Regions from separate parts of the Homo sapiens genome. Here region 1 is linked to region 2. A link is a loop called in an ENCODE intact Hi-C map of the cell type or tissue named here. Cell type or tissue: gastrocnemius medialis. All regions are shown on one strand. Each heading gives the region's core, and the rest is flanking DNA. Links, peaks and the distances in the headings are about the cores only. Region 1 overlaps VLDLR-AS1 (VLDLR antisense RNA 1). Region 2 overlaps VLDLR (very low density lipoprotein receptor).

Region 1 (15,758 bases), core at 4,861-12,860, 92 kb after region 2:
TTTTGGAAAATTCTCAGCTAATGTTTCTTCAACTGCTGTTTTGGTGTCATTCTTTCTCTCCTTTCTCTTCAGTATTTCAGATGTGTCTTAGAGATTTTCACTATTTTCACTACCCACTTACTTTCTTTTAAAAATATTTGCCAACTTTTTGTTTCTTTATGCTTAAATCTGAGGATTTTTTTTTCTGATCCTGTGCACTAGTTATCTATCATTAAATCTTTCTTGAGCTGTGGTATAAACTGCTCTAAACTGATCCACTGACATTTTAATTTTGTTTATTGTATTTTTCTTTTTTGTTTTTTTTTTGTTTTGTCTTGTTTTGTTGTGTTTTGTTTTGTTTTTGAGACGGAGTCTCGCTCTGTCGCCCAGGCTGGAGTGCAATGGCGCGATCTCGGCTCACTGCAAGCTCCGCCTCCTGGGTTTACGCCATTCTCCGGCCTCAGCCTCTGGAGTAGCTGGGACTACAGGCGGCCACCGCCACGCCGGGCTAATTTTTTGTATTTTCAGTAGAGACGGGGTTTCACTGTGTTAGCCAGGATGGCCTCGATCTCCTGACCTCGTGATCCGCCCGCCTAGGCCTCCCAAAGTGCTGGGATTACAGGCGTGAGCCACTGCGCCCAGCCTATTGTATTTTTCAATTACGGAATTTTTACTTGGTTATTTTCCAATCTCTTAAGTCCTTTAAGAAATAATTTATAATCTGAGCTGAATTCTTTTTATTTCCTTGAAAGAGTACACATAGTTATGTTCTTAAGTAGTCTATGTTCATTGCTATTTATGCCATACCAATGAATGTCAGAGAGATGATATGGTGTTTCCTCAGGCAGTGGTATTCAGTGTGTTCTTGATGAGGTAGCAGCAAAGGCGGCAACTAAAATTCTCTTTGGATTGGCTCATAGACTTTTTTTCATTTTCCATATAAAAATTATGATATATATTGAAGTAGAGAGAAAAGTATATGAACCTGAAAGACCTCATCACCCAGTTCCAGCAATTATCAATATTTAGTGACTGTAGTTATTTTAAAATTCATGCCTGAAAGTCTAATATCTGGATCCACAGTGGGTCTATTTCCACTATCTGTTGGTTCTACTGTCTCTCGTTCTTGGCTTCTTGCTTTTATTTTGTTTCAGAAATTGTATTGAAAAATTATTTGCTTAAATAATTTGATGCCTATAATAATTTCTTTCTGCAGGGAAGGTTTATGTTTTCTTCTAAGTGCCTGGTGGTTCTTGTATCTAGAATCACTGTAATCTAATTTCAGGGATAAAGATGATTTAAAGCTGAACTAAAGTTCCTAGAAGAGCTGGTCTACATCTGGATCAACACTGTTAGGGTGACCCAGGCTTTGTTACCAAGCCCAATAATCCAACATTTGTGACTTTATCCCCATGAGACTGCCAAAAGTGCTACCTATGCATTTGGCTACCACTTCCTGAATTGGAAAATGCCCCAGAGGAAAACCTCAAACATTGGATCTTTACTATTATGTTAGCTCTCTAATGCTGTGAAGTAGAATATGTATATGTGTATGAGTGTGTATATCTTAGTTATCCTCAGCAGGATAATTAGTCCATATCTCCTGGTCTACCATTACCAGAAGCAAAATCCTGTTCTATACATTCCTTAAACAGTCTATCATCCTGCAGTTTTTCATACTAATCATTTTTAAAGGGAAAAATTGAATTGTAATATACAATGATTGCATCTGAATTCATTTATGTCTGTATCTACCTGTGAGAATTTGTTGATAACCATTCTGTAAATTGCTCGTTTATACTCAGATCTAGTCCTTTTCTTCTCAGATATACTTCTGAGAGATACTCAGATATATTTCTCAGTATATTTCTTCTCAGATATACTCCTTTTCTTCTCTGATGTGTATCATAGATAGAAGCTCCCTCACTCTTTGGTTTCCAAGGATATGTGACCAAAAGGAGGCACTGGTAGAAAGTTGGAGAGTGAGAGCAGGGAAGAGAAGTCAAGGTATTCTCACTTCTGTTTTTGTTTTCTATGGTTTCTCTGACAGTAGCTCTGTCTCCTTCAAGGTTCCAGCTCTTACTGGAAGGCCCTGCCACCTGAGTTATGCTGATCCCATTCTTTCCGTTACTTCCCCCACCTCTAAGGATGGTAGAGGCTTCCTACTGTTGCTATCTTGTGGGTTGCCATACTCCGTTTGGCTTCTCAACTCTTCTATCTCTGTGTAATCAGTTCCCTTTATGTTCCCACTATTGTAAAGAATTAATGTAGTTACTTTATCCATCTGTGGGGTTTTGCTATAGTATGAAGTCTAGAATACATAGTCCTTATCCTTAGAGAAGGTATTACCTTGACAAGAAATAAAACACTATATGCGTGAAGAAATTACAGATGATCACACGTTAAGTGTCAAACTTAATGATTTAAATGAGGAGGTTAATGCAACTCAAGAAAGGAAGAAACCCCTGAAATTCTCATGACCTTTTGGTGGAGGTGAGATAAATTCGCTGTAAAGGATGTGTGGTAGAATAGAATACAAAATACTCCAGGTAGAAGATAGGATCAAAGAGTTGAAATAAGACATTTCTGGAAAACAAAATCTTGGGTCAGAATCACCATGTAAAAGTAGCCTTTGAAATTATTTTCAATGCAAACTACTGGCATAGATGAGTAACTTGGTGATTCTTGTGCATGCTTTGGAAAGTCTTAAAACTTTGAAAAACTTTCAAAACCATTTGATTTGGTGGCATTTTCAATCTCACTTAAGACATTTGGTCTTGCTGGTCCATAAGCTTGAGCATCACTAGAAATTACTCTGTCATTCATTGCAAATAAGCTCTGTCTTTCAGGTGCTGCCCACAGACAATCGATTGAGAGTTGTGCAATGAATTACAGTCAGAAAGCTTGTAAACAAATACATATTTTCCTAGTGAAAAAGGTGCATGATGGGGTATATAATGAAATGCTCTTTCTAAGCCAGGATGTCATGGTACTTTTGGGTAGACTTAGGTATCTGAAATAAGTTAGGAGTGGAAGGTAGAATATGAAACCAATTATTTGGATGTGGATTGTTACTCTGAAGCTAATATTTATTGTGCTGCCAGGCTGTGCTCAAGCCCAGGGCTGTAGGATCAATATGCCTCTTTATTTGGTGTGTATTGTTTTCTTTTTTTTTTGGATTTGGACTTGATTTATTTTCTCTACACCATCTTCAGCATGAAAGTGATTTGTTTGACAATTAACTCACATTATAAAAGCCAACATTATACACAGACATAGCAGTTACAAAACATAGTGTGTATACTAATGTAACAGAATTACAACTAGTATATTGTTTTCAAACAGTGATTGAAAAGAGCACTGAATTTAGAGGTAGGTATGAGTTAGAAACCTCTCTTTGATCCCTTTTTAAGCTGTTTGATCTTGGGCAAAGAACTCAACTTCTTGAGTTTTGCCTTCATCATCTGTGAATTGGGAAGAATAACACATTCTCTCTTATAGGAGGCTATAGTAATAATTTAGGTGAGAGTGTTTAGTAAACTGTCTCACAAATGTAGCTATTTCTTACACAAACATTTGTTAGCTGCCCTACTGTCTCTAAGCTATTATGCTTGGCCAGATGCTAAAGTTTGCTGGGGAGACAGATAGTAGACACCTAACTGCACTACTAGGAACCTGTGCTTATGAGATAGACAAGGGAGAGTCAAATCATTTTCTTCTTGGATTTTTAAATTTTTCAATTGCCACTCCTAAAGTTCTGGCACCTGGCCCATAGAGTATTTGTATCCATTTTATATATTACCCACATGACACACTTGGCTGTGCTCCAGAGGTGGAAGTTGAAATCAGTAAATGTTCTCCTTATTTGCTTTATAACTAAGCTCCATTTCCTTTCCTCTCTTATATCCTGGAACCCTCAATAATATATACGTGGCGTAAAATGTACATGAAATAACAAGTCACTACTCAAAAAGTACATTTTTTTTCTCCTCAGAGCCTTATTAGCAATTGGCAATCTTAAAATTTCATCTCCTAAGCAGGGTCCTTATCAGATATTCCTTGACCCCCCTATGTTAAGTGTCTTAGCCACTCATTGTTAAGCCAACTGCTAAAATCTTAGAAAAATATTTCAGCCTTCTCCTACCCCATCCCCCACCCCCACAAGCTTCTAGCTTCTTCTACCTACAGCAAATGTTAAAACTGGTCAGAAGTTATATTATTTACTCTGAGAATAATAGTCTTTTGCAGTTGATGCATATCTTGTCACCCAACCACAGTAATTATAGGTTTGATGTGAACTGCACACTAATTATTTTTATTATTCCAGAGGTTTCATAAGCAACAATCCTCCCTTGCTCCCAAATACTCTCACACTCTGAGGAAGGGCTAACATCTAAAAATATCATCTTAAGTATATCCCTGAAGATAAAATAAATGCTAGCATATGCATTTAATGTTTGCTCCTCCTGCCCCCATCTTTCAACCATTCGCACCAAAAATGTTAACAGTCAGAATATAATTATGATTTCTCAAAGGGAACTCTTTTCTGTCTGAATTTGAGAGGGCTTCAAGATTCTTCTCCTAACTCAGATGTGAGGAACAATTGAAGGCTTTTCCCTTTTTCCTTAAGTTAAAAACAAAAAACAGAAATCATGGTCTGCATTGTTCACTTTCCCAAACAGCTTTTAGTTATTAGCAGCCTAGAAAACAAATGTAAATACTGAACTTCCAAATGCCAGAATTTAACTTGGAGTTTGAAAGTAGACAATGAAGACACCTAAACAGTCAAAGTAAACGAAACAGCACCCATGGAGCATATCCAAATGTTTATTTTAAGCAAAATTTAATCAAGCAGTTCACAGGAGATTAGAAGCAGTGAATCAGAAATGGAAATGCAGTCACCCTATGTCTAGTCAGGTCAGGCTGCCATAACAAAATACTGTCAACCGGGTAACTTAAACAATAGAATTTTTTTTCTTATAGCTCTAGAGGTTAGGAGTCCAAGATCAAGGTGCTGGTCAATTTAGGTTTATGGTGAGGGCTCTCTTCTTGTCTTGCAGATGACCCCCTTCTTGCATGGCCTTTGCTAGGTATGTGCACATGGAGAGAGAATAAGAGTGAGCTCTTGCATGTCTCTTCTTATAAGGGCACTATGCCAGCATATAGGCCCCACTCTCATGACCTCATTGGTCCCTAATTACCTCCCCAAAGCCTCACCTTCAAACACATCACATTGGGTTAGGGATTCGACATATGAATTTGGGGGAGATACAATTCAGCCCATAGCACCCTGCAAAGTCAGACATAACAATAGCAATCAAAAGAAAGTTGTTGTTTGCTAGGGAAGGACCAAAGAAAAATTGTTATCTATTTTTTTTAAGTTTTGTGTTTTGTTTTTTAAAGACAGGATCTTCCTCTGTCACCTAAACTGGAGTGCAGAGGTGCGATCATAGCTCACCATAGCCTTGAACTCCTGGACTTAAGCAATCGCCACCCTCCCTTCCCTCAACCCCTTGCCTTGGCTTCCTAAAGTATTGGGATTACATGCATGAGCCACTGCACCCAGCTAATATTTTATTTTTAAGAGTGGCCGTTTAGTGCAGGGACATATCCCTCTATGGAGGTCAGTGGTTCCTGTGAGCATCATAATGACTAATGTTCACAGTAATGATTCTGAGTCTCTAGGAACTATATTCAGTGTCCTTTGTTTAAGAGGGCAAGGAAGAGTGTAATCTATTTTAGGATTATTTTTGTCAATGTACCTAAAGTATTGGTGTGTCTGTGGGTTGTAATCAATCATTTGAAATATCCATTTATGTGGAATGGTTTTCTAAAGCCTGATAAATCTTATGCATTAACAAACACTTAATAAGTATTTTCTAGGGTCAGTCAGTAGGAACAATTGTTTTCTTCTGAATTATGCAAGAGATAACAAAATTTAATGTTGGTATTTCAGTCCTTGAAAATAATCCACTAGGTTCTTCACTGCCTAGCACCAAGGTTGAAAATAGTGATTACAGTGCTTTCTTATGCAAAGGAACAATGCCTTGGGTCATCTGTGCCTGCTCTTCTCTCTAGGGCATAGGGAAGTTCTTTCCCTCTCATAAGTGCACGCTTCATTCCTGCACCTCATTCTAAGCTCTGTGCATGTTCTCTCATTGGAGAAGCCTTCCCTGGTCACCCTATTAATAAAATAACAGACTTCTATCCCCAGGCTGTATTACTCATCGTCTCTCTTTGCCCTGCTCATTTATTGTCTATTCCATCACTTCCTCTACCCCTACCAACATAAGAGTCCCACCAGGGATGTTCACAGTGATGTTCTCCCTAGGTCCCAGAACAGTGCCTGGCACTTAGTATGCACTCGGTAAATATATGTTGACTAATTGATGGCATAATTCCTTATCTTATTTAATCCTTGTGGCACTTCTTTTATGGGTTGGATGCTGGTATTTTGATTTGATGAACTGAGAAAGCAGGCTCAGTAACTTGCTGAGAGAATACAGCTACTATGGAGCTGAGTTTTGAACTTTTGTCCTTATGACTCTGAGTTCAGCATTCATCATATCACACTTTTAACCCCACCTAGTGATGTGGAACTATATGGCAATGCTAGTGAGTGCTGGCAAGTGGCATTCCAGGATTTGGTCATTGATGTTTAATGGGAGGACAGAATCATTAGGTTACAGCAGATTTACAGCTGATAATGAATTTTTTCAAGAAATTAAGTTGTGACCCATCTATGTATCTATTAATCAAGATTCCTCAGTCTCAACAGGGAGGATAATAAATTTAGTTTTTGTTTGTTTTTGAGACAGAGTCTTACTCTATCACCCAGGCTGGAGTGCAGTGGCTCAATCCCAGCTTGCTGCAATCTCCACCTCCTAGGTTCAAGCAATTCTCTTGCCTCAGCCTCCTGAGTAGCTGGGATTACAGGCATGCACCACCACACCCAACTAATTTTTGTATTTTTTTAGTAGAGATGGGGTTTCACCATGTTGGCCAGGCTGGTCTCGAACTCCTGACCTCAAGTGATCCAACTGCCTCAGCCTCCCAAAGTGCTGGGATTACAGGCATGAGCCACCATGCCCAGCCAGTTTACGTTTTCTTTGTTTTAATTTTGTTCTGAATGAACAAATAGAAAACAACTTGCTGATTAGTCACTGTGTTGTAGTAATTATCATTTATTTCCACATCCCCCTTCTAGATAGACAACCATGTCATAACAGGATCTAGAGTATACGTAGTCTGGTCCAGAGACAGAAGATAGGAGGTTAACCAGATCAGAATCATTCATTCAAGGATCAGAGTTATATAACCAGCCACAGGTCAGATATAGAATGTTAGACATTCAATTTTTAAGATTTTCAGCAACAAAGTCTCCTTATCAGTGGCCCATTAAAGGAATACCTTGATAGTATTAAACAAGAAAGGTGCTGAAGATTAACCAAGTTCCCACACTTGCCTCTTACTGCTGCCTCTTTGGCCAGGGCAAAGCCAAGGTCAGATGCAAGGCTGACCCTGACAGGTATGTGACTCTTGAATACACTCTCTTAGCAATGGGGAGTCAAGGGAGCCCCATGAGTGACAGTTAGTGTATGTTTTGGTGAAGTTCATCTCTGAATGGACAATGTTGTCTCACAGATTGATGCTATTAGGGTTTTGTTTATGTGTAGATAATACTCTGCAGACATTTATCTTTTGTTTTAACTTAAATGGCTGCAAACAAGTCTGTTGAAACACCAGGAAATAGGTAATTATATATAAATGTGTTTTAAAAAGTTAAGCATGCAATGGGCCAACGTAAGTCAGCATATATTAACATTGCTTAGGGGGCAAATGTGTTTCTGGAACATAAAACTAGGAACCTAGCATGAGGTTTGTTTTCCTGCACACATCGTTTACCTATATATTTTTAGAACAACCATTCCATGCCAGGTAATGTAGTATATGCTCACAGTATACAGACATAAGACCCAGCCTGTTCTCAAGGAGCTCAGGACATAACAACTTCTCCGTGGGCCACTTCTAGACTCCTGTGTTTCTGTTTCTTTCAGCTTACAAGAATTCTAAAAGAGTGATATGGTTTGGATATTTATTGCTGCCCAAATCTCATGTTGAATTGTAATCCCCAGTGCTGGAGGTGGGGCCTGGTGGGAGGTGTTTGGTCATGGGGTGAATCCCTCATGGCCTGGTGCCATCTTCATGACAGTGAATTCTGGCAAGATCTGATCCTTTAAAAGAGTGTGGCACCTACCACCTCCACTCTCTCTTGCTCCCGCCTGTGATGTGCCTGTACCCCCTTTGCCTTCTGCCATGATTGGAAGCTTCCTGAGGTCTCTCCAGAAGCACATGCTGCTGTACTTCCTGTACGCCTACAGAACTGTGAGCCAATTAAACCCCTTTTTAAATAAATTATCCAGTCTCAGGTATTTCTTTGTAGCAAGGCAAGAACAGCTTAATACAAAGAGGAAATAAAAATTTGAGATACATGAAAAAGAAATCAATTAATTAGTTTAAAGTTAGTTTAATTGTTAATTAGAGGAAAGATACAGAGATTGTATCCTATAGTTTTTCTTCCTTCACACTTAATGGAGGGTTCTAAGTATGCAATCAGAGAAAGATATTAAGATAGAACAGATGTAAAGACTTTCCCTTTCTGACCTTAAAGCTGTGAAAAGATTTATTTACCTATTACATGTATCTTATATGTGTGTGTATATGTGTTTGTGACCCTCCGAAGTGTGTATGTCAAATTCCTAAGCCCTAGTATTTCAGAATGTGACTAAATTTGGAGACAGATCTTTAAAGAGATAATGAAATAAAATGAGATAATTAGAGTGGGCCCTAATCCAATGTGGTTGGTGTCCTTTGAAGAAGATGAGACTAGGATGCAGACAGTTACAGAGGGAAAATCATGTGAGGATAAAAACAGAAGATGGCTATCCGCAAGTCAAAGACAGCAGCCTCAGATGAAACCGACCCTGTCAACATCTTAATCTCAGACTTCTAGCCGTGGCTCTGAGAAAATAAATTTCTGTTGTTTAAGCCACTCAGTGTATGCTACTTTGTTTTGGCAGCCCTAGAAAATGAATACAAACACAGTATCCAAATATAAGGACCTTAGTTCTAAAGATTTTAAGAACCCAGAAACTGCACACATGTATCAGGGCTAGTTTAGAAAGAAATATTCTCAGGTGCTGGATCATACTGGGCTTGTGAAGCTCAATGACAGGATGAAAAACAATCCTGGCTGAATAGCTACGTGGATGTGAAGGGCTCTATGTCCTTAGTAGCTCATTGACTCAGTGAATAGTTTTTAAGCTCCTGCTATGTGCTAGGTATTGAACTAGGCAAGGAAAAACAAGAATTTGTCCTCGAGGCACTAGTTACTGTTGGCGGCAGCTGCAGTGTGAGGTCTTCTGAGTAATGTGAACAGGGCACATAACTGAGCAAGGGGGTTGTTCCAGGTCTGTATTCCCACTATCACTGGGCTACACTTGGTATTTTTTGTTTATTTCTCTTAAAGCCTTCTTTTTTATTATTGACCTTCTCTTTTTTATTTTATTTTTTATCTTTTTCTAAGTGGCTACATACTGGATATCAACACTGGATTTGTAGTAGTTCAGTTAGGCTCCTAGGAAGTCATTCAGAGAACGTGTTGCAGTGAATCAGACTGTGTTAACTCTGACCTAGAGTGTTATCGTCTGTCTGGCTCAATTCCAGAAGAGAGAACCTCCTCCTGTGACCTCTTCCCCTGTATCTCAGGCCATAAATAGGTGCTGGGGCCCTGCCAAGTTGGGTCACTGTGGTTCATGAGGGACTGTCAGTTTCTTACAAACATTACGCAGCTGCAAAATTGCTATGCCACCCAAGGTGACTCATAAAATCTGTCCCTCTTAAAAAGGGAATATGAGAAATGTCACCTCCTGGCTACCACAATAATGCAACTAGGAGTTCTGGTTCTCCGCTGACTACCCACAGGAGTCCTTAGAGGAACCACACAGGAAACCTGGGAAACCTAACACTCTGATTCCAAGGCAAGTATTAGGAAGCAGGGTAGAACTTCTGGGTATTTTAGTCCAGGATTGTGATAAAATATAAACGATGTTTGATATTTACTTGTATTAGTCAGGGTTTTCCAGAGAAACAGAACCAATAGGATATATGTATATATATGTATATATGTATATATGTATATATATATGTATATATGTATATATGTATATATATGTATATATATATGTATATATGTATATATGTATATATATGTATATATGTATATATGTATGTATATATGTATATATGTATATATGTATATATGTATATACATATATACACACATATATACATGCACATCTATACATATGTGTATGCACACATATATACATACACATCTGTACACATGTGTGTGCACACATATATACATACACATCTATACACATGTGTGTGCACACATATATACATACACATCTATACACATGTGTGTGCACACATATATACATACACATCTATACATATGTGTGTGCACACATATGTACATATACGTGTGTGTGTGTGTGTGTGTGTGTGTGTGTGTGTGTGTGTGTGTGGTGGGGCAGAGAGAGGGAAAAAGGGAGAATTATTCTAGTTATTTTAAGGAATTTGCTCACATAATTATGGGGTCTGGTATGTCCAAAATCCGCAGGGCAGGGCGGTAGGAGAGAAACTCAAACAGGATTTCTATGTTGCAGTCTTGAAGCAGAATTCTTTTTTCTGTGGGAAGCCTCAGTTGTTAAAAGGCCCTCAACTGATTAGATAAGACCTACCCACATTATGGGGCGTAATCTGCTTTACCTAAAAAATCTACAGATTACAAATATTAATTACATCTACAAAATACCTTCACATCCCATCTAGACTAGTGTTTAACCAAACAAGAGGGCACCATAGCCTAGCCGAGATGACACATAAAATGAACTGTCACACCACTTAGAACTGAAAGAAGTAATCGGAAGCCTTTGTCATGTTATTGGGGAATAAAGATTTCAAGGAAGTTAACTTGTCACTTCAGATTTCTCTCTCTTTGAATACCTTTAGTCTTGGGGTTTGCAGTCACTGTTTCACAAGGCCAGCAAGTTCATCTTTGGATAACTCTCATAGTTGACAAATCCTTGCTTGAATATGTTTAATCCCAATTCTTCTCCCTGTAACTATAATGCCTTAAATGCAGCTCTACCCCTTGGAACAACATGGAAGCAGGATGAAGACCAATTGATCTTAAATAATGTCCCAACGTATGCTGTATGGAATATTCATTTTGTCTGATTCTTAGTTTAGGAGTGAGGGATAAAGAAGGCTCTGTGGTCAAATAAATTTGGGAAACATTGCTTACATGCTGTTGCTTTGGAAGACACAAACCAACTAAACTAAACTGTAGCCTGGCACTTCTCATATACGTGACCTTGGAAAATTGTCTTTCTTCATCCTGTGCAATAGACATTGAAAATTTCTACAAGTCTCTCTGACACCAGCCTTTAGTTTAGACGTTCCATCCCTCCAGTTGGTCTGCATCATGGTTGTTGTATCAGTAAGCTGTGTTTTGGAACAAACCACCCCAATCTTTAGTAGCTTAAAATAATAGCCATTTATTATTTCTCCCAAGTCTACAGTTCACTGGGTGATACTGCTGTCTGAAATGGGTCTTGACTGATCTCAACTGGGTTTACTTATGCATCTTCAGCCAGCTGGTAAGTAGGCTAGGGGATGGCTGGTCTAGTGTGGCCTTGGCTGGGATGACTCAGCCCTATTTTATGTGTCTCTCATACCCTTTCACCTGGCTAGCCTTGGATAGTCTCATTGCAGTGACAGGGGTTGAAGAGAGAAAATGGAGACATGCAGGCAAGCACTTTTCCAAGTCTCTCCTTGCATCAAGTTTGCTGAAATTCTGTTGGCCAAAACAAGTCACTTGGGGCAAGCTCAGAGTCACAGTGGCATGGCACTACAGTTATAGGGCAAAGGGGGAGGATATGGGGTGACCATTAATTGAGGCCATTGGCTATATTCATCTAATGCAGTTATCAAATGCAAATCTGAGAAATGGTGCTGAAATGGCTACATCAGAATTAACAGAGGAAGCATAGTAAAAATGCAGGTCCTCTGATCTCTACCCTTCAGACATGCACAGGGTAGGATTGGTCACCCACAGTTTTAAAAACTCCTTAGGTAACACTGATGATGAGCCAGGTTTGGAAACACCTGGTTTGGACTCCTCTTTTATTAAACAATGTTAACTAAGCTCATGCAGTTATAAATTCCATAAGGGATATAGAAAGAGGTTTAAGATGAAGATGTTGGTGCTTCTTCCTAATGAGCTTCTAGTCTCAGGCAAATAAGATGGTAAGATAGATAGCAACAGGTCAGCTTTTAATCTCATTGCTGCCATGCCTCTTTCCTGGCTTAAAATCTGTCCTGGCTCATGGGATCCCTGCAATTAGATCATTTACTCAAACTGTGACTAACACATTTTATTCTGGGTGTGTGTGTGCCATGCCCTCTATCAAGAGAAGCAGCTGCAGAAGAGGGACTGAGCCCAAGTTAATCCTAATATAGCCAGACTTAAAAGGGGTGGGGAATAGATGATTACTACCCCAGAGACTGAGGATCCCAAGAAGTCAATGGAGTAACTGTTGTAAGGGTGTTGACTGTGAAAACACATTAATATCAAGCATTATCTGAACCTGAATAAAATCAAATCTCCCAAATATGTATACAACTTTTTCCCACAAATCTATTTATATGTTGTTATGATTAGTAACATATAGGTATTGCTGAATTCATTATATCTAGTTATTTGTATGTGTATATATGTATTTATATATCATTTCAGTCAACAGTTAATGAAGATAGAATAACTAATAGCTTGTGGAAGTTCATATAATTTTTTACATTCACAAGTTGGACACTTACTGGGCTGCTCTGGCTGCCATAACAAAATAACATAGACTGAATGGCTTAAATAACAATTTATTTTCTCACAATCCTGAAGGCTGGAAGTCCAATATGAAAGTTCCAAGAGGGTTGATTTCTGGTCAGGCCCCTCTCCCTGTCTTGTAGATGGCTGCTTTCTTTCTGTGTCTTCACATGACTTTTTCTCTGTGTATTCATGGGCAAAGTGTTAGCTCTGGTGTCCTTTCTTCTTCTTAGAAGGACATCAGTCTTCTTGGATTTGGGACCCAACCCAGTGATCTCATTTAAACTTAATTATCTCAGTAAAGGCCCTGTCTCCACATATAGTCACATGGGAATTAGGTCTTCAAACATGAATTTTGGGGGAACACAATTTAGCCCTTAACAGGAACCATTGTGTTAAACTATTGCTGAGTATAAAATGCCCTCACTCCTTGCTGTTGCCATTTGGGATCTCCTCCAAGATATGATTTGGCCCCAGAACCTTTCCTACTCATTTCTTCAGAGTGATGGCTCTCAAATATTTTTGGACTATAGCCATCCCAGTGGTTCAAACGACCTCTTGACTCTCTACCTTATATGTTCAAACTAGATTATATAAAGCATTGAGGCCCAAAATATGTGGATTTTATGCCTACTTTAAAATAGTAAGCTTATGTATCGATTTTGCATTCTAGAATGCTGCAGTATAAGTTTAATCAAATAATTTGCAGCTAAAAAAAGGCAAGCAAAATTTCTTCACATCAGCAATGAACGTACTGCTATACAGGCATACATTTCATATCTTCTTGATCGATAAAGGCACAGTTGATTAATATTTGAATTGCAATGCCTTTCTGTCTCAGTATATAGCTCTTGGAGCATTTTAGTTTCCTAGTCTGTATATGTGTTTCACTGAAACCTAAGAGAACAAATATTATTGGCATAGTGGTTAAGAGCAAGGGATCTAGAGCAAGAGTCAGCAAACTGTGGCCCAGAGACCAAATCCTGCCTACTGTCTGTTTTTGTAAATAAAGTTTTATTGGAACACAGCCATACCAATTTGTTTATGTAATGTTTAAGGCTGCTTTGGGGCTACAACGACGTAGTTCAGTAGGGACCCTACAGTCTACAGAGCCCCAAATACTTAGTATCTGGCCCTTTACAGAAAGTTTGCTGACCTCCGACCTACCGTGAAGATCCCTGAGTTTGGGTCCTGCTTCTGCAGTGTCTATCTGTATGATCATAGGCAAGTTGTCTAGTTTCTCTGTGCCTTAGTTTCCTCATCTGTAAAATGAGGATGATACTATTATCTGTCTTGAAAGGGTGTTAAGAGCAGCAAATGAACATGTAAAGATCTCAGCCTAGGGCCTGGACTAAACACTCAAATAGTAGTTGCTATTACTACTGAACAACCCTGCACAAACTAAATCCATAATGAAGATGCTAAACTGAGAGGAATTTATAATTAAAAAGGAAAATTAACAGTGATTAAAAACCTGACCAACTCAAATCAACAGCGGTGAGGCTCCTCCCTATGTACCGTTTCTAAAAATTTGCAGGAATTCTATTTATATGTGGGGCATGCCCAGTGGGAGCTTTCAAACATTGGCAAGTATTGCTTGGTACTAAGCCATTTTAGGAAAATATAGACTAAATCCTTGGTAAATTCAGGCAATATACTAAGTTTAATTTATTTAGTAACCCTTAGTAATTCACCAAGGATGTACCAGTAAATAGCCCCTAGCTATTCCCAAAAATAGAACTCAGTGGAATTAAATTATATTTTTAGTTCTGTTCATAGCCTACCAGTTTATATTTTGAAACTGTCTAAGCCTAACTCTTTTCTGACTGGATGATGAGCAGCCATCTGGTACATGGATTCAATGAAACCATTCATGGATTCAATCCCTATGTTATCTGCTTGATTCTCTCTTACAGTCACTGGCTGTACCTTTCGCCATACGTGGCTGTGGCAAATTTGCCCCCGAAGAAGATTAAATAGTATTACTAGTAGTTAGGTAAGCGTCAATATTTTAGCCCCACTGGAAAATATCTTTCAGTGATGAATGGTTCATCAGTAGCATCATGGTTTGTTAAGGGAAGTTCATAATCCAAGGGAGAAGGCCTGCAGAGATTACTCCCCAGTCTACCAATGGGTTATGTAAGGTCATTGGCAGTTCTTTACATAAGGGGTTAGTTTTGCAATTGTATATGTAACACTGGAAATAGCAGTCTTAAAAAAAATAGATGCTTAATTAGGAGTAGGAAGTGTGAATAGAAAGTTTCTTGTCTAAGGCCAGGTGTGGAGGCTCACGCCTGTAATCCCAGCACTTTGGGAGGCCAAAGTGGGAGGACTGCTTGAGGCCAGGAGTTTGAGACCAGCCTGAGCAACATAGCAAGACCTCATCTTTACAAAAAACTAAAAAGTAAATGGATGTGGTGGCATGAGCCTGTAGTCCTAGCTACTTCAGAAACTGAAGTAGAGGATCGCTTGAGCCCAGGAGTGCAAGGTTGCAGTGAGCTATGGTAGCCACTGTGCTCCAGCCTGGGTGAGTGTGAGACCCTGTCTCTAAACAATAAGAAAAAATAATGTGTCTTGTCTAATCTGCTGGTTGTTTGGATCCTTATCACTGTCTGAAGTCTCTTTATGAAGTTTCAAAATGAAACACAAACAGTCATTAACTTGTGAGCATGACTACAAAAGACTCCTCAAGAATGGTTACTCAGAGGCACGGCACACTGTTAATTGGTTAATTAATTGGTTAATCCAACTTGATTGGATTGAAGGATGCAAAGTATTGATCCTAGGTGTGTCTGTTGAGGGTGTTGCCAAAGGAGATTAACATTTG
Region 2 (15,758 bases), core at 6,071-14,070:
GCAGCTATAAGGAAATTATTTTCCCAATAATTTTGACTTTTTATTTTCTACATCATTTAATCTATGTGGCTCACAGAAGCTTTTGCCATAATTATTTGGCCAAATTAGATGTGAAGTATAAGCCCTATGACCCTGAGGTATAAACCCTATGACACCAAGCCCTATTGAGTAACCTGCAACAACTGCCTCTGGCATGAACTGAGGAAATTCAAGAGCCCTGGGGCCAGTGGGGACATGTAACATGAAGAATGGAAGCGAGCAAGTTGCAAATATCTTTGGGAAAAAAACCATTTTTTTTTTTCTTTTTGAGACAGAGTCTTGCTCTGTTACCCAGGCTGGAGTGCAGTGGTGTGATCTCAGCTCACTGCAACCTCTGCCTCCCGGGTTCAAGCGATTCTCCTGCCTCAGCCTCCCAAGTAGCTGGGACTACAGGTGCCCACCACCACACCCAGCTAATTTTTTGTATTTTTAGTAGAGACGGGATTTCACTGGTTTGCCAGGATGGTCTCGATCTCCCGACCTTGTGATCTACTGGCCTCAGCCTCCCAAAGTGCTGGGATTACAGACATGAGCCACCATGCCCAGCCAAACCCAGCGTTTTTGTTTTATTGAGGCTCTCAGAAGAAATGCTTCTGGTGTATTTTATCATTAAGTATGAAAGTGGCTATTGATTTAAAAGTGCTGTATATTTTTATCATTTTAAAGAAGTGTCTTTGTAATCCTGGTTTTCAGAGAGCTTTTATTTAAAATTGCTTATTCCATTTTACAGAATGCCTTTTGGACGTTTTATATTATAAGGTTTGTCTTATTTGATCCATTGATGTGCCATATTAGATTTCTTAATATTAAATTTTTCTAGCATAGCACAATAATTATGACTTGGTTATGGTGGATTATGCCCTTTATGGTATCTTTGAATTTAATTTGCTAGCATTTTATTTGGAATATTTTCATTTGCATTTATAAGTGACAACGATTGATAGGTGCCCTCACATGCGTGTGTGTGAGTGTGCGCATGCGCTTTCACACAAGCTATTATTGTCAGGCACGGACCAGGATTTTTCTTTTTTTTTTTTCTTTCCAACTTTTATTTTACGTTCAAGGGGTACCTGTGCAGGTTTGTTACACGGGGAAATTGTGTGTTGCAGGGATTTGGTATACAGATAATTTTGACACTCAGGTAAGCAGAATAATATCCGATAGGTTGTTTTTCAGTCCTCACCCTTCTCCCATCCTTCACCCTCAGTTAGGCCCCGACGTCTATTGTTCCCTTCTTTGTGTTCATGTGTACTCAATGTTTAACTCCCACATATAAGTGAGAATATGCGGCATTTGGTTTTCTGTTCCTGCGTTAATTTGCTTAGGATTGTGGCCTCCGGCTCCATCCACGTTGCTGCAAAGACTATGATCTCAATTTTTTTTATAGTTGCGTAGTATTCTTTAGTGTATACATACTGCATTTTCTTTATCCAGTCCACTTTTGGTGGCCACCTGGGTTGATTCCACGTCTTTGCTATTGTGAATAGTGCTGCAGTGAACATAGGTGTGCATGTGTCTTCAGGGTAGAACGACTTATATTTCTGTGGGTAAATGGAATTGCTGGGTCAAACGGTAATTCTATTTTAAATTCTTTGAGAAGTCTCCAAACAGAACAGGACTTTTCTGAGTAGAGTGTTAAATATGTGGACAAAAACTGATGGAACTGCAAGAATCAATAGACAATGCATATTTATAGTTAGAGATTTCAATACCTTTCTCAATAACTGAAAAAACAGAAAATCTGTGAGAATATATACAATTTGAACAGCACTATCAACTAATTTGACCTAATTGACATTTGCAGAACACTCCACCCAACAACAGCAGAGTTCATATTCTCTTACAATTCATATGTAGCATTTATCAAAATAGGCTACATTCTTAAGTTCAGGTCTTCAGGTCTTTTGTCAGCTTTATACCTAAAGTTTTTATATTTTTGATGATGTCAAATGTATTGTTAAGTTTCATGTTCTGATTGTTGTTAGTTTATAGAAAGACAATTGATATTTGTGCACTGCATTTATATCCTGCAACTGCTAAACACATATTAAGTTTAGGACCTTTTTTTATAGATTTTGTAACATTATCGGGACAGTTGATAATGTCATTTGTGAATAAAGAAAGTTTACTTCTTCCTTTCAATCTGGATGCATTTTATTTCTTTTTTCTTGTATTATTGAATTGACTAGAATCCCTAATACAATAGTGAATTGAAGTGGTGAAAGAAAAGACCTTTGCCTTATTCCTGATCTTAGGGTGAGAGCAGTCAGTCAGTCTTCTGCTATTAAGTGTGATGTTAGCTATAAACATTTTGTAAACGCTTTTTGTGAGGTTGAGGAGGTACCCTTCGATTTCTAGTTTGCTGAGATTTTTTTATTAGGAATAGATGCTGTATTTTGTCAAATGCTATTTCTGTACCTACTGAGATGATCACTTGGTTTCTTTTGTAATCTATTAATATCACAAATTACATTAATTGGGTTTCAGTTGTTACACTAGCCCTGCATCCTTAAGATAAACCCCATATGGTCATGTTGTATTATCCATTTTCTGTGTTGCTGGATTTCATTTGCTAATATAATATTTTGTTAAGAATTTTTTCGTCTGTGCTCATGAGGAATATTGATCTATTTTCTTGTAATGTCTTCATCTGGTTTTGGTATCAGCATAACGTTGATCTCTTAAAATGAGTTGGGAAAGATTCTATTCTCTTCAATTTTCTGGAGAGATTAGGTCATAGTGGTATTATTTCTTTCTTAAATATTTGGTCGAATTTACCAGCAAAGCCATTTGGAAGGCCTTGAATGCCAGGCTCAAGAGCTTCGACTTTGCTCAGAAACCTGAGATAGTTTCTATGGTAAAAAGATGATGTTTGCAAAGTGGGTTTTGGAGAGATGAACCTGGCAGCCATGGGCAGGAAATATGTTGGCAGCGAGGGCAATATAAACACCCAGGAAAACATTATATTCTAATTTCCAAAGTTCCTGCAGAAAAAGCTTTTGTTTAATCTTTCACAGGCTGGAAGGAATTTCCTACATAGAAGGGAAAGTGACCCCATTTGATGAAAACTGTGAATAGTCTGAAAGATTTTTCTATATGGGGAGGCAATGAGTGGGCTGCAACCATTGTCACTGAAAAATTAATTCTGCTCCCTCAGGTTTCTAATTCAGCTAAATAAATCCAACCTGGCTTGACACTTACTTTATGAAGTGCCAAGACCAGAGTTAGACTGCAGCATTTTTAAGTGACTAGAATTTTTTAAAGACGATTTTAGATTTTCTTTTCTTTCTAGGTTTAAAGAGTCATGAAAGAAAACTGGGGCCAGGCGTGGTGGCTCACGACTGTAATCCCAGCACTTTGGGAGGCTGAGGCAGGTGGATCACTAGGCCAGGAGTTCAAGACCAGCCTGACCAGTATGGTGAAACCCCATCTCTAATAAAAATACAAAAAAATTAGCCAGATGTGGTGGCATGCACCTGTAGTCCCAGCTACTCAGGAGGCTGAGGCAGGAGAATTGCTTGAACCCAGGAGACGGAGGTTGCAGTGAGCTGAGATCGTGCCACTGACTCCAGCCTGGGCGACAGAGCAAGACTCCATCTCAAAAAAAAACCAAAACAAATCTGAAGGACCTATTCATAATACAACTCTGTAATATTGCCACCTTCCTTCGATACCAGAGATTTGTCCTTTTGAATAAACATGGTCTCCTGTTCTGGGCATGATATCCAACATATTTCATTCCACACTGTTTATTATTTTTATTAAACAATATTGAAATTCGATTTATCAGATTGCAATGGCCAATCTCAATGAGTTTCACTTTATTGCATTGGCTCTCAGGGTAGGATAGGCCAGGCCAGTGCCAACTTAAAAGTTTAGTAAGTTAAACTAAAAATAATAATATGAAACCATCATATTTTATAAGCCCTTTTCAGCTTATGAAAATATTTCCCCAAATATAAGTTTTATGAAAGCATCTTTCAGCATTTCCTTCTGAACTGCAACCCAAACAATGCCTAAGCACATTTCTAATATAATAAAGTGTTGTTGGGAAAAAACACTGTTAGGGAATGGCTTTCACTTGGCATTAGTTTGAATGACTTGGCATTGTCACCAGGGGTGGTGGTATTTTAAACACAGAACATTCTGCACAGTGATTTTCATTGTAAAGTCTGTGATGTCAAACCTCAATAAAATTTCTTTCTGGAAATTGAACCTGCAAAATGCACCCATGGCAAATGTCTTTTATTCAAGTGCCTTAAAAACAAAACAAAACAAAAAAGCTCACATTTGGATCGTATACATCTGTCATCCCGTCTGGTCCCCATAACAACTGTGTGAAGCAACTAAGTCAAATTTTATCATTCACTCATTGTACGGATGCAGAAATGGAGGCATGGAGATGGAAGATAATTGACCACGACTATAATAAGTAAGTGGCAAAACTAAGATCAGAACTCAAATCTCTTAACTCTGGCTTTCATGCTTCTACATATGGCATACTGCCTCTCCAGAGGGACAATACGGAGATGGTGATGAAGTGATTCCTAGTTTGCAAGATTCAAAATATACACACTTGGTATATTCATAGCGTAAGCCAATATTACACTCCTGGAGTTGAATATTTTGTCGATAAGTTTCCAAATGTTACAATTCCATAAAGAAATGTCTATGTTTTACTTTTAAATAAGATATTTTTTCCACCCATTAATACTCTGTTTTGATGGTATCTCAGAGAACTTACGTGTGGGATTTTAGAAAAAAAAAGAGAACAGGCATAGATAATGTGAATTTATTTAAATGTATATAAAACAGAGGTTTCTAACTTCTGATATAGACCTTTTTAGAATCCCCATATACATAGACACCAGGAGATACAGGAATTCCTGAAATTAAATGTAAAATTTTATGAGTTTAAATGTTTTCTGGGAGGATCTTTTGGTTTCATTGGGCTTTTAAAGTGGGGTTTGTTTCTTGAAAAACAATTACTCTGATAGACACAAAAAATAATTCCTCCTGTCCTCCACCAAAGCAGCCCACAAAGATATCTCTATCTCCTGAGCTTTCAGAGAGTGTGCTATCTGTCTGGCATGTTTATTTGGGACCCACTGAGCTTTGCTTTGCCATTAAACTGTTATACATAAGAGGGACTTCATCTCAATAATCTGTTTCAGAGTACACAGAACCCTTTTGTGCCTGTAGTAGATGCTTAATAAATCATAGGCTTAAATGTTGACTTTAAACTCTCTGATAACTAGGGTAAGAACCCATGAGGACTGTGGGATCAAGCAATGCTTAATTAAGGTACTTAGTTGGCACATCAATTCTAAACACACAAAAACTAAGTAACAGGTGTGATTATCAAGCTATAGGATAACTTTAAAAATAACCCCACCAGTGTATAGTAACCTAGATGACTGTTACCATTTCAATGTAATTCCTTTCCCTGGTTATGTGTTTTTTCGAAGATGTTGCTTGTATTAGTCCATTTTCACACTGCTGATGAAGGCATACCCGAGACTGGGAAGAAAAGGAGGTTTAATGGACTTACAGTTCCACGTGGCTGGGGAGGCCTCACAATCATATCAGAAGGTAAGGAGAAGCAAGTCTTGTCTTACATGGATGGCAGTAGGCAAAAAGAGAGCATGTGCTCCCATTTTTGAAACCATCAGATCTTGTGAGACTTATTCACTATCATGAGAACAGCATGAGAAAGACCTATCCCCATGATTAAATTATCTCCCACCAGGTCCCTTCCACAACATGTGGGAATTATGGGAGCTACAAGATGAGATTTGGGTGGTGACACAGAGCCAAACCATATCATTCCACCCCTGGCCCCTCCCAAATTTCATGTCTTCACATTTCAAAACCAATCATGCCTTCCCAAAAGTCCCCCAAAGTCTTAAGTCATTTCATCATTAACTCAAAAGTCCATAGTCCAAAGTCTCATCTGAGACAAAGCAAGTCCCTTCTGCCTATGACTCTGTAAAATAAAAGCAAGTTAGTTACTTCCTACATACAATGGGGGTACAGGCATTAGGTAAATACAGCCATCCCAAATGGGAGAAATTGACCAAAACAAAGGGGCTACAGGCTCCATGCAAATCCAAAATCCAGTGGGCAGTCAAATCTTAAAGCTCCAAAATGATCTCCTTTAACTCGGTGTTTCACATCTAGGTCACGCTGATGCAAGAGGCAGGCTCCCACAGCCTTGAGCAGCTCTGCCCCTGTGGCTTTGCAGGGTATAGCTCCATTCCTGACTGCTTTCGTGGGCTGGTGTTGCATGTCTGTGGCTTTTCCAGGCACACAGTGCAAGTTGTTGGAAGATCTACCATTCTAGCGTCTGGAGGATGGTGGCCCTCTTCTCACAGCTCCAGTAGGTGATGCCCCAGTAGGGACTCTGTGTGGGGGCTCTGACCCTACATTTCCCTTCCGCACTTCCCTAGCAGAGGTTCTCCATGAGCTCCCCACCCTTGCAGCAAACTTCTGCCTGGACATCCAGGCATTTGCATACATGCTCAAAATTTAGGCAGAGGTTTCCAAACCCCAGTTATTGACTTCTATGCATGTGCAGGCTCAACACCATGTAGAAGCTGCCAAGGCTTGGGGCTTCCATCCTCTGAAGCAAAAGCCCAAGGTGTACCTTGACTCCTTTTAGTCATAGTTGGAGCAGCTGGGTTGCAGGGGACCAAGTTCCTAGACTGCATACAGCAGAGGGACCCTGGGCCTGGGCCACAAAATCATTTTCTCCCTCTAAGCCTCTGGGCCTGTGATGGCAGCGGCCGGGGGCGGGGTGGGGGCGGCTGCTGCAAAGGTCTCTGACATGCCCTGGAAACATTTACCCCATTGGATTGATGACTAACATTTGGCTCCTTGTTACTTAGGCAGATTTCTGCAGGCAGCTTGAATTTCTCCTCAGAAAATGGAATTTTCCTTTCTGTTGCATTGTCAGGCAGCAAATTTTTGGAACTTTTATGCTTTGTTTCCCCTTTAAATCTGAATGCCTTTAACAGCACCCAAGTCACCTCTTTGAACGCTTTGCTGCTTAGAAATTTTTTCTACCAGATACTCTAAATCATCTCTCTTGCCAGACAGCACACTCTCTGAAAGCTCAGGAGATGGAGATATCTTTGTGGGCTGCTTTGGTGGGGGATAGGAGGAATTGTTTTTGTGTCTATCAGAGTAATGATTCCTCAAGAAACAAGTTCAAAGTTCCACAAATCTCTTGGGCAGGGCAAAATGCCACCAGTGTATTTGCTGAAATATGGCAAGAGTCACCTTTACTCTAGTTCCCAAGAAGTTCCTCATCTCTGTCTGAGACCACCTCAACCTGGATTTCACTGTCCGTATCACTATCAACATTTTGGTCAAAGCCATTCAACAAGTCTCTAGGAAGTTCCAAACTCTCCCACATTTTCCTATCTTCTTCTGAGCCCTCCAAATGGTTCCAAACTCTGCCTGCTACCCAGCTCCAAATTCACTTCCACATTTTCTGGTATTTTTTCAGCAGCACCTCACTCTACTGGTACCAATTTGCTCTATTAGTCTGTTTTCATGCTGCTGATAAATACATACTCAAGACTGGGAAGAAAAAGAGGTTTAATTGACTTACAGCTCCACATGGCTGGGGAGGCCTCACAATTATGCCGGGAGGCAAGAAGGAGCAAGTCACATCTTACACAGATGGTGGCAAGCAAAAAGAGATTGTGCATGGAAACTCCTGTTTTTAAAACTATCAGATCTCGTGAGACTTATTCACAATCGGGAGAACAGCATGGGAAAGACCCACCCTCGTGATTCAATTATCTTCCACCTGGTCCCTCCCACAACACATGGGAATTATGGGAGCTACAAGATGAGATTTGGGTAGAGAAACAGCCAAACCATATCAATGTTATTAGCTCTACATACGATCTGTAGGACTTCCTCATTAGGACAGCTATGGAGGGTCTCAAAAGGGCATTAACCAGCATGACAATTACTATGTTCCCTGATGGAAAGTGCAACGATTTTGCTGTTTCAAAATCTTAAGTCTACCTTCAAAGATGTAAGGGTTTTTTTTTTTTATAACAATATGTATGCAAAAATCAGCTTTGTGCTCCCTGAATATAAATCCACAATAGGACCTGTAACTTGTGTGCTGAGTAGGAAATCACCGGGATAGGCAAACAACCTCTTACGAAAACTTCTTTCAAGAGACAGTGGTTACTTGGAGGCCTAAATACTGGGATGCTTATTTACAAAATAATCTATGGTTTGCAATCATGGGATCAATTTAGTTTTACAATCCAGTATTTGAGCACTTAAAAAGCATTCAACTTTGTGCTACGTACTCAAGGCACAAAGATTGCAAAGACTAAATTCTTATATAAAAGAAGCTTGTGTTTCATTCAGTCAAGAAGTTATATACATATACATAATCTCAACCTGATGTTATACATGTTATTGTAGAATTATATGCTGGATATACAAGAGACTCATGACCCAAACTGGGACAACAGGAATGGCTTCCTGGAAGAAGAGACATCTGAGCCCAGACCTGGAAGAATAAGAGCCGGGTAAGTAAAGGCCAGAAGGGCACTTCAGGCAGAGGGAAGAGGAGGAGCAAAGGCACAGCCTTGTACAGGAAACAGCAGTAAAGGAGAAGGGGAGAGGGGAGTGGTTGCAAAGAGTTGGGCATTACTGAGTTGGGCTGGGGAACTGCAGGGCATAGCGGGGCTGAGCAGCAGGCTCCAGGGTCAGGCCATGGTGATCTTGAGCCTGAATCTAGGGACCTTGGCCTTCATTCTGTAGGCATCAAGAAGTCATCTTAGATAGGGAGTGACATGGTCATATTCACACTTTGGAAAGATGATTCCATAGTTCAAGATATTCCAAGATCCTACAAGCCATTGCTATACTTAGTTCTGTATCCTGACTAGCAAAATGCTGGGTGTATAGTATTTAAAAGCCACCTGATCCCATCTAACACATTTAATAGCTTGTGACATCATCTGGAGTCATTCTGCCCTTGAATATCCAGATAATACAGGGTTGAACTTCCATTCCACATCCTGCAGAAAGTCCAGTGTCCCAGCCAGAGTTCTAAGAGTCCCTGGGTTGCTTATGTTTTCTGACTCTAAGCTCTTCAGTGACTTAATTCGTTCAGTTAACAAATTGTTCTGAAAGTTCCTTCTCTGTTCTGTTGCCATATCAACCCAGGTCTAGGACTGGGCTCCTATCTATGATTTTCATCAAAAGCCACTCCCACAACGTGTTAGTGTGTGCCACAGACATTACTGAAGGATCAGGGAGGTGATAGGGCTTACAGTGCCAAAAATGTAAGCCATCCAAAATTGCATATTGGATATTCTTGTTTGTCACCTTGAGCTCCAAATTTCCACGGCACACCGTGTGCCTCTGCCCTCTTTTCCACCCTGCTGCTTCACAGCTACTTCCTCATCCCTGACTTGACTTTTCTCTCTGCAGAATACAGAGCAATGCAGCCATCTGTAGCCTACTTTCCAAACTTGGCTCAGGACCTCCTTTGGCAGATCCAGATTTTCCTTCCCTTGTAGCTATAGAGAAATTTCCCTTCCCAGGGGCATCCCTAGCCCTCCTACCAAGGCAAAAGAAGCTACAGTTGGTTTTGGTTTTAGATAATCTTTTTCCACCCCCATTTCGCTGGATTTCTGAGAGACTGGAAGTTGCATACAGACCGGCGTGCCACTTTTGGTGAACTAAAAATATTAAGTAGGCCCACTGAAATATTATCTGTCTCATAATAGAGACAGTTCACAGAGTACTGGGAACACATTGCCTGCTGCAGGGGAGGGAGAAGAGAGGGAGAATGGCACGTAGTCTCTGTTCTCAGCATAGTCCTCCCCGGAGGTTAGTGGATCCTGACATATGGGAGGTTGGCCTTGTTTTCTGAATGGAAATAGGCACTGGGGCTAATGTCTGGGAAGAGGCTGCTTTCTGTTTCATAAGCTGTTTGTTACTATTTGGCTTCTGTGACATGCATGGATGCATTTCAGAGACTCACCTTACTTCCTAACATACAAAGAATCCTTTCCTGAAAGTTTTGGCTTTAGGAGGCTTTGTTTTCCCAAACAGCATCCATTCCTGTTTTTTTTTGTTTTGTTTTTGTTTGTTTGTTTTTTTTATCTTAAAGAGTCACAAGTTATTGTTGAATTTACAGGCTTACTATGAGAGCAATTCTTACTCTGTGGGTGACTTAAGACATTGCTGAATGAGGTCTCCTTCCTGGTAATGTTAGGTGGCCACTTTCTGCTTCCTCAATGGGGCCTGTTGCCTCCTGTATCAGACAACTATCAGAGACTCAATGACCTTTGGGTTCCTTTTAACTCAGAAATACCAGGATTCTAAAATGTCTTAGGGAAAGTAGTTTTGATAGTTCTCCAATATTTTTAGAGACCAGACAGGTAACAGGGAAAATATAAAGCAGTTGGATAGATAGGATATGCTGGACCCTGCCTAAAGCCATCATATTTTTTAAAAATGATGCCATTCATACAAACATTCCTCCAGAGACCATTACTCAAGAGCTAGTATGGAACTCCATATTAAAATGATGCTGCCAAAATATGTCCCTTGGAAGGCCTTTACACTGAAGGTAGAAAAGAACTTCCTTTGAATGGTTGAAGCCTTTGAACTTTTCGGGGGCTGGAATTCGTGCTCTGGGCTCTTCTTTTCTTCTGAATCCTGAATTCTTTTGGTTAGAGAGGAGAGGCATGGCTTTTCTCCTGCGTTCCACGCAGCCTTGTTTTCTTCCAGCCTTCCTGGTGTTGAGCCTATCATCCCTGCCCAATCAGGGAGGCAGCCAAACAGATATCCCACAGGCAGAGGGCACAGCTGAGCTAGGAACTGGTGAGATTCTCCTGGATTAAGGGACCATCTACAGGCTGAATTCCCCGTACTCTGGGGAGATAGCCTGTGCACACACCCCCTGTGATGGACCGAATCTGGAGTAGAGCTTTCTTTCATCCCCACTGGCTTAGCTCACATCGTGTCCATCTACCAGGACCACTACCAGAGTCTTCTAATATATCTCCGTTTTCACCCTTGCCTCCCAGCCGCCCATTCCAGACAAAGCAGCCAGTGTGAGCCTTTTAAAACTGGATGTCATTCTATCGCCCCAAGCCCACTAAAAAAGTTCTGTCACTTAAAAAAAAACTGAGTCCCAACCACAGCTCTTGAAATTGACATCACTTGGTCCTCTTCCTTTCTCTCCTCCCACTCTGCCTCTGCCACCTCCTGCTACCAAGGCCACCTTGCTTCTTCTTAGAGGAATCAGGCATGCTCATGCCTCAGGATTCATTATTCATTATTCATGGCTTCAGTCTTTACTATGCCTCAGTGGGCTCATAACACATTTCCACCAGGTTGTCTGCTAAATCCTCTCTTTGGAGAGCTTCCCTGACCACTTTATCTAAAATAGCACATTCTGCTATTCTCTAGTCCCTTACTCTGTTTTGTTTATCTTTATAGATTTTATCACTGCCTAACATATAAATGTCTGTTCAGTGCCTAACTCCCAGCTAGAATGAGCACCATGAAGGATGGGGCTCTGGCCTCTCATGTTCTCTCTGGTTCCCCAGAATCCAGAACAATACCTGGTACATAGCAGGCACTAAACAAATGAATGAAGTAAAGACAGCACATATAGGGGATGTCTATGTGCGGCTATAAGGAGGGATACCTTCTGATGTGGCTGATCCATATATCCTTCCTCAATTTTGTTAAAAGTTTAAGAAATGTGTGTGCTTCCCCGTAACTGATGTTTCTTCTAGGATGTGCCAATTATAAAACTGTTCTGGAACCTTTTAGAAACTGTTACTTTAAGTCCCTTGAGGTCTGAGGAGGAATGCCAGTTGCTATCTAGTTATTTAAAATTATCTTCCAGCATTTAGAAGTCCTGCTTAGCAAACCACAGGGCTACTTGTTTGGGGTCAGGTCAAAAGGCAAATTTCCCTGAAACTTTAAAGGACAAATCTTTAAAGAACAAATCAGCAAATCTCACATGTAAGTGAGTAAATTTAAGACAACATAAACAATGACTAAGGGTATAAAATATACTCTCTGCCCTCAAAACCAGTAGGCAAGAAATGCCTCTGAATTGAACACTATAACATTAAATGTTCATGCCTAAAATCTAGCATTTCACATTTCCTAGATTGCGGGCCAATCATATTTGCTGAGTTTGATAAATCCAAAGAGTGTGCTATATCTTCTGGAGTGGTATGAGGTATAGTCTGTCTTCTTACCCCCACTAATTAAAAATACATTTCTGAATAATTGGTGAACTTAAACCAATCATCCGTGTTCTTTAATCAGCAGAGGGTCACACACGAGGCTTTCTGCAAACCTAATAGGTGCAGCATGATTAATCATTTTAATTTTTTTGAGTAAAAAAAGATCACCAAATGCTAGCATTTCAAGGGGAGATTTAACAAGGAATACTTGCAAATGGAATTTTAATACAAGAGTACAGATCAAAATCAGATCTCCGAATAGACATAAGGATTTTTACTTTAAAAAAGATGAATCATGATTTATTTATTTATTTATTTTTTGGTGCTAGAGAGGGAAAGAGCTGTTGTTTGAATGAAGCACTTTACACGTGTTGCCTCTCTCTTTTATGAGAACTATGAAAGTAGGTGTTGTGATTTTCAGAAGAGGACATAAGCTTGGATGGTAAGCAACTTACTTGTGGCCACAGCTGATTAAGTAGTGGAAAAACATCCAAACTTGTATCCACCTCACTGCAAAGCTGGTGAGATCAACATCTCAAACAAAATGCAATATCTCACTTATTACAGACTCACTGTTGAGCTTTAAAATATTTTTTTGACTGTTTCTCTTTCCTTCGATTTACTTATTTTTCTCCTACTCTTTTGGATCCTCTGAGTCAATTTCAAGGTTTAGTGCCCAACTAATTCGAACAACTGGGGCCATTGCTTAGAAAAGTTTTAGGTGGAATATATCTACGACTCACAAAAGTTTTAGCCTTATAAACGAATTTCAACACAGACCATCTAAGAACTAACGAGGAGACAGCATCAAAATGATTTTACTTGTAATGTCCTTTCCTGTCCTGCCGCCCTGGGATATGCCCCCCTTTAGCCAGGTGTGGCCTGTTCTCAGTCACCTACAAGAAGGAAGTGCTAGGCTAACATTCCTAACTAAGTAACAGTAGCTTTGACTTCTGTCTTTTTCATGGGAAGGGTAGAGAGGGGAAATTTGAGAGGATAATATACTGGCTGTCCATGGTGAGGCACTAACTGTACTAAATATGGCAAGAAAGGGACCATCTCTCAGTTTTTCAGCCTGAAGTGTCCAGACCTGGGTGGCCCTACTTGTTCCTAGAAAGGGGTGACTGAGTCATCTTCAGTGATTCAGTTGAGAAAAGGAAAAAGATTTGAGTAAAAGCTTTTATAAAAGGTCTCTAGAGAAAGGAAAGGCTCACAATTATCCCAAAAATAAACTTTTATTTAAATGTACAGTTCATTAGTAAAAAAAAGTTTATTGACAGGTCATCAGGACTCTGCATTCTAACATGTGCCTTTAGAATTCTGAAGATCCTGAGCATGATAATTTGGTTGTATATGCCGGACTCCTGAGGCATTACATGCTTTTAAATCGCATTCTAGTATCAAGTGACATTTAAAAAGAGCAAGATAGTTTTGTCAAAGCCAGTCATTTTGTTCAAAAAAACTCTCTTCCTCCTTGCATGTGTGTTAACTGAGAAATACCCAAGTCTGGTAGTTCTACCAATCTGGTATATTCCAGAATACTTAAGATCCAGTGCTGGAGTTATAGCATCATTGAGTTACAAGCCACAGTTCTTCCTGTCTTTTTGGCCATGTTTCTCCCTATAGGAGAGCCTTGAAACTTAAGATTTGTTGTGGTACAGTTTGTTTTCTCCCAATATCTTATACATAGGAATGAAGTTGCCTGCTTATAAATTCCTTTAGGGAATCTTTATCATTTTCTTTGCAATCCAACAATCTACTTCTACTTCACTTGGATGGCCAAGGAAAATAATTCTGGAATGTCTAGCGTCTTGAAGGTATAACACGTAACTGAGTTAATCTGTGCTGACCTGATGTAGTAGTGCTAGTAGTACACTTCCATTACACCACCATACTGGATGCCAGCCATAGCTGGCATCTGAGAAACTGTTGAAGGATCCTAACATCAGCAATGAGGAGGACTCAGCAAACATGCAATGCGACATCCAGCTCAATCTTTGTACAGTACTGCATCCCCTTCTAAGAGAAGACGGCAGTAAGCACATAGGATTTGGAACCATAGATTGTTTGTAGCCTCAGTTTTTACCTATGTAAAATGGAGATACCTATTAGGGTTGCTGTGAAGAGCAAGTAAAAGACTTGGGAGCACTTACTTAGTACAAAAGTAAGCATATGGTAAGAATTTAAAGGAGATTTTAAGTGCTTTGGCAGCCATCTAAAGACTATGCAGGCTCCCAAATATTTGTTTCCATGTCCTAGGAGGTAGTCAAAAGAACTGAGGCAGAAACATTCCATTTATGTTTCTAGGGTTTAAACCATGCAGTCTTTTAAGCCTTCTTAAGTATGCAAGATGCTATCACTCCTTAAATATCAGACTTAGATCTCTTCAGACAGGTGTAGTGGAGAACACTTCGGTCACCATCTAACACATTACATTCATCATAGATAAAGGTACCTGTGACTTTCACCGGTAAAGTCACTTACCGGTGCCTGTGTGTGACAGTAAATACAGCCCTAGCATTGATGTGATATTCAGTAGTGACATCTGCCCTGCACATATTAGATGCCAGACACTGTGCTGAGCTTTTTGTGTGCATCTCACTTAAATCTTACCTTGTCACAGTGAGACAGTCCCCATCGTCTCTACTTTACAGAGGGAGTTAGTAACTTGCCCAAGGTACCACACACAAGACACGGAAGTCTATGCTGTTAACTACATTGCCTGCTGCTTCTAAACAGAACCACCTTGTCACCCATCTGACTTTTTCCTTGAGCGCAGTGAAGAAAAAAGCCATTTTTGATATGCCATGAGGTAACCTGCGGAGCACAAACTCCCCACCCGCAGCTGGTCTCACTCCTGTCTCAGTGTTTTTGCATTGAGATTTTTACAGTGAGATTTACAGGAGAACACTGGGTCATGGTCCTACTTTGTTCTTTTTCTCATTAGCCAGGCTCAAAAACGTGAAACGGACTCAGGAGACATGATAGAGAGATGGAACACCACTGTTATCAGTTTGTTAGTAGCTTATTTATCTATGGATCCCTAAGTTTCATATCTAGAGCCTCACTGGTAAAATGCATTCAGCTTTCCTGTGTGAAGGTAGATGTGAAAGGGATATGCAAAGATGGCTGATAATCCTTCACATGCAACTGTTTCGGCTAAAAATCCTCCAGGCTGGATTAGAGAGAAATAAGTTCGAAAAACGCCATTGTTCCCTCTTCAGATTCATTCCCTCCATATTTGGAAATAAGTACCTTTGAAGATTTTTGTACTTTTATATATTTCTGAACTCTCATAGTTTAGGCCCATGATATGGCTGAAGCATGGATGTACAATTTTTAGTTTTCCCAAGAAAAATCATACTTGTTAGGATATTTACTCGAGTAGTTTTTTAGTATTACAATTCTAGAAGAGAAGTCATTATAAGCCCCTTCTGGCCTTAGAGACTATATAATACCAAA

What was found. A loop is a pair of places that touch in the nucleus more often than their neighbours do. Peaks named below come from ENCODE experiments on the same cell type or tissue, not always from the same donor. Only the 100,000 strongest peaks of a DNase experiment are listed, where the experiment ranks them.
Region 1: it touches region 2 in a loop (12-fold over the local background); 3 of 110 quality-filtered maps call a loop at or near these places.

Annotation. Positions count from the first base shown.
Region 1 is chr9:2,564,883-2,580,640 of GRCh38, reverse strand. The region is part of intron 1 of VLDLR-AS1 (VLDLR antisense RNA 1); the gene reads left to right. Among named protein-coding and RNA genes, the nearest start is that of VLDLR, 49 kb to the left of the region's middle. In gastrocnemius medialis, for the core only: no CTCF peak of the experiment used is centred there; a DNase peak (open chromatin) is centred at 9,770; H3K27ac peaks cover 4,676 bases.
Region 2 is chr9:2,657,811-2,673,568 of GRCh38, reverse strand. VLDLR (very low density lipoprotein receptor) reads right to left here. Exons shown (of 19, transcript NM_003383.5): 19 at 13,513-15,758. LOC105375957 (a long non-coding RNA gene) reads left to right here. Exons shown (of 3, transcript XR_929436.3): 1 at 1-5,631; 2 at 8,494-8,600. Among named protein-coding and RNA genes, the nearest start is that of VLDLR-AS1, 43 kb to the right of the region's middle. In gastrocnemius medialis, for the core only: a CTCF peak has its summit at 10,871; a DNase peak (open chromatin) is centred at 9,848; H3K4me3 peaks cover 1,419 bases; H3K27ac peaks cover 5,158 bases.